Linked DNA regions of Homo sapiens: region 1 is linked to region 2. Evidence: chromatin loops called from intact Hi-C (ENCODE). Cell type or tissue: mammary epithelial cell. All regions are shown on one strand. Links, peaks and the distances in the headings refer to the core of each region. The heading gives the core; the rest is flanking DNA.

What was found. Peaks named below come from ENCODE experiments on the same cell type or tissue, not always from the same donor. Only the 100,000 strongest peaks of a DNase experiment are listed, where the experiment ranks them.
Region 1: it touches region 2 in a loop (2.3-fold over the local background); 1 of 110 quality-filtered maps calls a loop at or near these places.

The regions. Positions count from the first base shown.
Region 1 is chr7:121,632,396-121,636,639 of GRCh38, forward strand. No RefSeq gene overlaps it. Among named protein-coding and RNA genes, the nearest start is that of FAM3C, 240 kb to the left of the region's middle. In mammary epithelial cell, for the core only: no CTCF peak of the experiment used is centred there; no DNase peak of the experiment used is centred there.
Region 2 is chr7:121,959,621-121,964,202 of GRCh38, forward strand. All of the region lies in intron 2 of PTPRZ1 (protein tyrosine phosphatase receptor type Z1), which reads left to right. Among named protein-coding and RNA genes, the nearest start is that of PTPRZ1, 89 kb to the left of the region's middle. In mammary epithelial cell, for the core only: a CTCF peak has its summit at 1,754; a DNase peak (open chromatin) is centred at 1,621; H3K27ac peaks cover 2,263 bases.

The DNA.
Region 1 (4,244 bases), core at 245-4,244, 330 kb before region 2:
CTTGATGGGTTATTCCAATGTAAAAGAGTATGATTTATAACTCTTGAAAGTGTTAAGATGGCAAATATTCTCTAAAGCAGCAGGAAACATAAGACTTTCCTTACCATGTGCTAGGGGAAACTATCTTAGTGGGGAAAAAAAGGGAATAGTGAATTACAGCACACTAATTAATCATGCCTTTGCACAGAGAGATTGTTATATTATATTCCTTAGAGCCTTAGACTGTTTCATTGCAAAGCTGCATAAGTTTCTTTTTACAAGACTAGCCTATAGCACTACAAGTCTGTTTCCTGAGATATTGCTTTTGATGATAGCTAGCACAGCCTTGTCAGAATGGGTATCTTTGGATACCAGCGAGAATGATGGAGATTTAATTCAGTGTAATCATTCTGTTCTCTAGCAGGTATAAATTGAATGCAGTAATATCTGGCATCCTCAGGGCTCATTTCTATAAATTGGCCTGAGAAATACTGTACTAGGAAAAAAATGAAAAATACATATTAATACCTAGTGAGCTAAAAATACATCAGCCAGTTTTAACTGTTAACAAAAAACCCTAGGTATCCCAGAAGCTACTGAAATTTTGCAAGGCAAAGTGGACGTTAAAAAGATATTGGAGTAGAATAAATTAGATGAAAAAGGCATGCTAAAGACTTCAGAACTGTTACCTCTCCTAATACAGTGCTATAGTAGGTTGACAATTTTCTATAGTTCGATACTTGTAGTTAAAGTACAAACTAAGCTGCTATAATAGAGACCTAAAATGGAGGCGCTTAAATAGAATAGACGTTTGGTTCATTTTTATATAACCTTTTTGTTCCATGAAGCTACCCAGGGACAGATGGAATGTTCACCTTTGTCATCCTCAACATGTGGCTTCCATCTCTAAAAGGTGGCAACTCCAGTTGTCCTCATACACCAGTGAATAAGAGGGAAAGAAAGGAAAGGAAGTGGAGATCCATTAAGCACCATGGAAATGTACATACTTCTGCTGCTCACGTTCCCTTGAGAATTTGGTTACAATGCCACAGATAAACTCAAGTGAGGCCAAGGAAATGTAGTCTAGCTGGGTAGCTTGTGTCTGCTCAGACATGACTATGGGAGTGGGAGTGATTCGTGAACAAGAGGAGGAAGAAAAATGGTATGGGGGTTCCCTTGTTCGTGTCTGTTACAGTGTTAGTACAGGATTTAAGATTTAAGAAAAATGTATACACACACTCATACATATATATAATTTGAGGGCTTGTTTCTATCTATTATAAGTAAAAGGATGTAAGTTACTAATCTTTAGAGATAATTTAACTCTTTAAGGAAAGTAGAAAATAATGATATAGAGCTCGAGGTGGTGTTAAAAAAACAAACAAACAAACAAAAAACAGAAAGAAACAGACAAATTACTCCCTTTTCCTCCTGATTTCTGTTTTCCATATTTACTCCTCCCTGTGGCACAATGCAGAAACAAAACTAGGTCAGTAAAAATGTTTCCATGGTATCTGAATTTTCTCTATTAAAACTAAAATACACCTTTTGATGATCAGGATATCACCTACTTTAAGTAAAACAGTGTCAGATTTAAATTTGCTGACATATTGGCAGAGGGAACATATAATAATTAACTATTTTATATATATTTATATATAATATGTATATTAAATCCATTTTGTTGGATCAACTAAGTATCTCCACCTATGATCTATGTATGTTTTAAGATAATCAATTTTCCTCAGGCTGTACATATCTGAGTCACAAAAGAGTATTTCTCTGGCTCATCTTCTGCCTACTTTGTTTGTTTGTTTGTTTCTTGTTTTTGTTTTTGCATCACCTATGTACCTCAATTTTTTTTTCCAGATGATTCTAGGAGTTTCTGAAGCATTACCAGTACATCAACACCTTTATTTCATGGAAACTTTTAAAGTTTTTACTCTCATAAGGGATAGTTTCTGTCCTTTTAGACCTAGTCTATACGTGGCACCAACTACTTTCTTCCCTTTAAGCTAAGATTTTTAGTGGCAAGTACATCTTTTATAGACAAACATTAAGGAGAGACAGACTGTAAGACCCTAGAGGCTCATTTTCTCTCCTTTTCTAACAGCTTAACAAAGAGCTGGCTCAGCAGGTCAGAGTTAGCTTAACTGATAAACAGGCTGATAATAACAGCTACTAACCTCCAAAGACTTTTTCTAACAAGCCTATTTTTGCATCAGAAAGCTTCTGTTGAAATGTGCTGGTCTAGACATGTCCTGCTCCTATAATTAAGTAGTGCATTACTGGGGTAGGTCTCTCAAGGAGCCTTTTTCATGATGTTTCCTTTCAATTATGCCTGTCCTAAGTACAGCTCAATATGGGACCTCAATGGCTCAGGGGATCAAGTATGCTCTACTAGTTTGCTGTTTGTAAGGTTTTCCCCAGTAAGACCCTTTTTGATATTTGTACAAATTGGCATTATTGAGATGTGTTTTTAAGACCCTTTATGTGATCATCATCAAAATAGGCACTGTACCACCAATGCCCATTAAAGACACCATCAATTTTCCAAGGCACTGCAATCTACTGGAGAAGATCCTAAACGCACATCTTACTGTGGCTGATGCTTTTTCATCACAAAGAATGTTATTCATGTCCCAGGAAACCTGCTGCTGCTAATGCCTTCTACATGGAGTGTCCACTGAAATTGTGGAGGGAATGCACATTAAGTTTTTAGTCATTCCAGTTTTTTAAGAGCCTTTTACCCAAAAACACTAGGTGTGTTTCTAGGGGATTACCAGAGGATAATCTGATGCATAAGCCATGTGGTGCTCAAAAATTCATCCCCACTTTTTGGATGAGTTCTTTAACTGAAGTTGTGTATCTCTTTTTAGCCTAGATTGACTTTCCAGAAAGCATCACAGATCCCTGTAAGGCTGTCCCACCAGACTTGCAGGCTTGGCTTTCCCTAAATCCTAGGGTCCATAGAGCTTCCACCTTAGGCTTAATTTCTGATATGTCCAATCAACCACATATGGTTGCTCCACTGTCACCTGAAATGTAACACAAGAACAAAGTCATCCTCCATCACTGCTCTAGTCATGGACTCTTTCCCTCCCAAGTTCTCTTCTAAAGTAAAGGCTGGACCAAAAACCTGGTCAAGTTCCTTGATTCTACTCTGTTCTCTCACCAAACCCATCTAAGCTTATCTTCTAAATATCTCTTAAATCCCTTCACATAGCCTCAGCCCTGCTTACTACTATCCGTATTCAGAGAACACAGTCTTTCAGATGGGTCACTACCAAAGCCCCTTCAAAGTTCTTCCTGCCTTTAGTCTGTCAGCCTTCAATCCATTCTTTGAGAAGCAAGCCAAGTTACCTGTAGCACAAATCTGATCACATCACTCACTTGTTTAGAATTCAGGGTCTACCTTATTCTTAAATTAAATACTGAAATTAATTTTTTTTTTTTTTTTAAACAGAGTCTCGCTCTGTCATCCAGGCTGGAGTGCAGTGGCAAGATCTTGGCTCACTGCAACCTCTGTCTCCCGAGTTCAAATGATTTTCCTGCCTCAGCCTCCCAAGTAACTGGGACTACAGGCACCCGCCACCACACCCTGCTAATTTTTTGTATGTTTAGTAGAGACGGCGTTTTGCCATGTTAGCCAGGTTGGTCTCAAACTCCTGACCTCAGGTGATCCACCTCCCCGGCCTCCCAAAGTGCTGGGATTACAGGCATAAGCCACCACACTTGGCCCCCAAATTGTTAACATAGCTCGTAAGGTCATGTGTGGCCAGGCTCCTACCTACTTCTCTAGCCTCACTACGGAGTTAATCTATTCAAGGCAGGGTCAGGAAATTGAGTAGATTTTAAGGGAGAGGAGAAATGACATTTTCCTGAGAAGTTGTTCTGAAATGACCTTGTCCAGAAAGATGTGAATTCAAATGTGTGGGGAGAAAAATAAGGAACTGAGGAAAATCTTTCAGAAAATATTCCTTAAACCAGATAAGTTAGCACATTCAATTCTAATTTGTTACTATGATTGCTAACCAGTATAGATTTTCTCAAGAAATCTTCACACCTCTAGTCAAGTAGTTTGAGTGTTTTATGTCTGGCCTCTGTGGGAGAGAGAAATATAAAATAAAAGTGTTACATTTTTTATTATTAAAGAATTTTAAAAAGTATGAAAGGTGAGATATGGCCCTAAGATTGGAGATAGCTTTGTAAGTGCAAGCCCAATACTGCAGAAGTGGCTCCAAAAACAAATGACATAAAGCAGG
Region 2 (4,582 bases), core at 238-4,237:
CTTATCTTTGAGGAAGCCCCTTTTTTCAAACAGCTAACTCTTGCATCTAAAAAGTGTCTTCTTAAGTATATCATCTTTCCATTTTGCTGGAATTCTAAATTTTATGCTACTTATCATTGAAAAAATACTGAATTACTTCATTTTTGTATTTTATTAAACTAAAATTTGAATCCAAGTCACTCACCACTGATAGCTTTATACTGTTTAAATGACTTTTTAATTTTGGTGTTTGGGTATGTTTGTTAGCATGTAGAAAGCAAGCCCAAGGTAATTTATAAAGCTATGACTTACAGTGTATGGAGCACTAAGTAGAGTTTATTCAAGGCAACTGGTGCTAGATGCTATGAAGATTACTGTAGTCTTCACTTCAATATTACACTTATTTTGCCTTTTCAGAATATTTTTATATGTGAATATGTGGAGACACATTCTTTTTGAGGCGGTGTCTTGCTCTGTCACCCAGGCTGGGGTACAGTGGCATGCTCTCGGCTCACTGCAACCTCCGCCTCCCAGGTTCCAGGGATTCTCCTGCCTCAGCCTCCCGATTAGCTGTAATTACGGGCGTGCGCCAACACGCCTGGCTAATTTTTTTGTATTTTTAGTACAGATGGGGTTTCACTATGTTGGCCAGGCTCGTCTCAAACTCCTGACCTCAGGTGATCTGCCCATCTTGGCCTCCCAAAGTGCTGGGATTACAGGTGTGAGCCACCCACGCCTAGCTGAGACACAAACATTTTCTTACCTCAAAACCTGGACTACACAAGAAATTCATTAAGAATGAAAGTAATATATATTTTTTCTTAACAATATCTTGATCTTTAAAGAATCAGTTCTATGTATACTGTTATTAAAATCTGATTAAATAGCAATTTATAGGAATCTTTAAAAGAAATCAACATTGAGATTTTTATTATATATCTATTAATTTTCAGTGGATCTCTGCTGAATAACTTACAAACAATTATAATTATTTTTCCATTAATCTGATATTTGAAGGTAAGACTCAACAAGAACAATGCAAAAATGAGAGAAAATAAGAGGGAAACATTAATTTTTTTCTTTGACTTTTATTTCATCTGCATAATTTAATCATTTTTTCCTTCAAATATTCAAAAACCTGCATTGGTATTTTTTTCTGACACATTTCCCCTGTTAGACTTTAGTTTTTCTTAGTTCATATTCTTGTGTTAATGGCTGGTGGAGTAACGTTTCCTCACACACAATGTTTTTTAAGGTATGTTTCTATCTGGAACACTAATTGGTCAAATATGTATAGCACATGAACATTAAAGGGTGCTAACTACGGTTATCTCACTGAAGCATTTTTTTTTTTTGTCGTTCAGCAAACGTTGATTTAATTCTTAAGTGCCAGGCTCTAAGAAAGGTACTGAAACATTTTCTTCCATTAAAGAAACATAAATAAGAGACAGACATATTGTAGTTTAAATAAGTACAGTGATGCTGTAAAAATCAAATTAAGACAAATAGGAGATGTCTATGAAAATGGTCATTACGCAGCCTCTCCCTTCCTGCCTATCCTGCATTCCTGCCTGCTTAGTTTCTCTGATGAGACATCTATGAGCTCCTTCCTCTTCCAAAGCCTCCCTGCCTCTCACTGGTCTCCCCAGGCACATGGATCATAATCTGCCTTTCTGTCTCCCTCTGTAGAATACCCCTGCATTCACTCTGCTCATTGGACTAAGCTGGCCTGCTCACTGCTGTCAGCATTGCCTGAACTTTTCTGCCACCATGAGTTTGCTCAGGCTCATCATTCAGCAAGATATGTGCTTGGTTTCTCCTCTGCCTGTCATAATTCTGTCCATCCTTCAAGGCCTGCATTAGTGTGTCTTGTTATCCATGTTTACTTTCCTTCATTGCATCTACTCCTTTTTAGCATTTGTCTATTTATTTAACAGACCCCCACCCTTCTGGAATGTAATAATAAACACACAGGCAAGCTAACAAACTTGAACTCATGCGTATCCCCTGCGGAGCCTAGAATTGCTTTCCATTCCGCTTGGAATAGAGGATGCATACGTATGCAAATATTGAAGACATTCATTTGATGCACAAAGTCTATTTCACAAGCATTTAATTTCTAACATATGCCAGACTCAGAGTTTGGCAATGGCATGTAGATGAAATAGGCAAGTTAACAGACAAAATACAGTATGTTAAGTGCTTCAGTGGAGGTAAGCATGGGAAATTTATAGGAGTGTTACTAATTCAGGTAAGTCAATGAGTGGATGAAAGCATGGATAAATATGTAAATGAATAACTTAGGTTAATTCTCTGGAGCTCCTATTTAGTATTCTGCTGTCCTCTTTATGTGTTAATCAGCCTGATAATCTGCTGCAACTACAGGCAGTGTCCTAATTTCTTCCTTCACAATAGTTCCTAATAACACTCAGGTGGCTACAATATAGTGAATTCTGTATACCTGCTTTCTCAGATGCATCATCCTGGCCTTTAACCACTATATGAACTGATGTCTCCAGTTGCCACATTAAACATATTAATTTGGGAATTCAAAAAAGTAATGTTTAAGGCCAGGCACAGTGGTTCACACCTGTAATCCCAGCATTTGGGAGGCTGAGGCGGGAGGATCACAAGGTCAGGAGTTCAAGACCAGCCTGGCCAACATGGTGAAACCCTGTTTCTACTAAAAATACAAAAAGTTAGCTGGGCGTGGTGGCACTTGCCTGTAATCCCAGCTACTCAGGAGGCTGAGACAGGAGAATCACTTGAACCCAGGAGGCAGAGGTTAGAGTGAGCAGAGATTGCACCACTGCACTCCAGCCTGGGCAATAGAGAGATGCTCTGTCTCAAAATAATAATAATAATAATAATAATAATAATAATGTTTTAGAATAAGATTAGTCTAATGTTTCATTATTAAAGCAGATAAAATGTATTTAATGGTTCTTTTGTCTTTGTTTTATTCCTGTGCACAATTTTTTTTTTGAGACAGTCTTGCTCTGTTGCCCAGGCTGGAGTGCAGTGGTGCAATCTTGGCTCACTGCAACCTCCACCTCTCAGGTTCAAGCAATTCTTCTGTCTCAGCCTCCTGAGTAGCTGGGATTACAGGCACGCATCACCATACCCAGCTAATTTTTGTATTTTTTAGTAGAGATGGGGTTTCACCATATTGGCCAGGCTGGTCTCGAACTCCTGACCTCGTGATCCGCCCACCTCGGCCTCCCAAAGTGCTGGGATTACAGGTGTGAGTCACCACACCCAGCTCCTGTGCACAATATTAACACTTCACTAGTTTATTTCCTTTGTTTTTCTACTCGTGGTGATTTGAAACAGTCTTTCTTTTAGAGTGCTTTGCATGAAGAATCTCAAGTTCTTATTTTTTCAACTTCTGTTTATTTTTCTGTTTGTTGGTTTTTCCACTAAAAAAAAAATCATTTTTTAAGTTTTATTTTGGCCTCTTTTATTTTGCTTTTTAATCATGAAAATTAAGAAAGCATGTTGAGCCCACAAGGTACTAAGTACTATTGTTGACAGCTGAAGTGATACCTCAGTTCTTCTTGGTTTAAAATAGTTTAAACAAGAGCTACACAGCAAAGGAGGTGTAGCATAGAGTAATTTATTACAATGGATAAAGATATTTTGAAAGTTAGGTGCAGAATAAACAGTATACCCTGAGAGAGAAAGAAGTCAGGACAGGCTGCTTGTAAGGGTGAGACAGCAAAAACTGGCACTAGGGAGACACCCTTTTAGGGAGTTTTAGGTGGGGACACAGCCAAACCATATCAGACACCTACTATGTGTCATTCGTTTTTTCTTCAGTGCTTGGATGTTGAAATAATGAATAAGCATAAGACTCCCTTTTTGGGAGTTTTAAAAGATGATTCATAAGGAGGTGGGAAGAGGTGTTACTAGTAAGCATGTTCTGGGTGGTCTTCTGGTGCACATGTGCAGTAACTGTACATGCTTGTTCATATGTTGCATGTTTCATTAGCATCTTAAAACTCCACCCAGGGGTGTGGTTTTTACTATTATAATGAGCATAGGGTCAGTTTGGGGACAGGTAAAATCAAAATATGCATGCTCTCTAGAAGGGAAAGGCCCTATTGAAGATAGCTTTGCTTGAATGAGCTCAATTACAATGCAAATACTGAGGTTTATTGTGCTGACTGTATGATCACCATGGTTGCCCCATCCCAAGAACATGGTCACTTCCTTGACTGCCTATCCTGCCTCACTATGATCTAGTAGGTGATTTAAATTTGGTCCACACTCAGTGTAATCATTCCATGCACTTTAAACATAATCTAGTTACCTGGTGTCATTGCGCTATATGTTGTCCTAACCTCGTGTAGTTCAGACTTCAGGTATCTCTGATACCTAGCCATAAAAGTTTAGTAGGGACTACTCAACTAAATTATCATGTAACAATCAAATGAGACCTACAGCTGAGTAAAGAAATGCTTCTCTTATTGATCAAATTTTTTTGGTTATTTTTTCATTTTCATGCCATGTTATATTTGATCCTTACGAGCTCAAACTCATAAAACAAAAGGCCACCACTTCTTGTTGGTTTGATTCAGTTATTCAACAAATGTTTATTGAA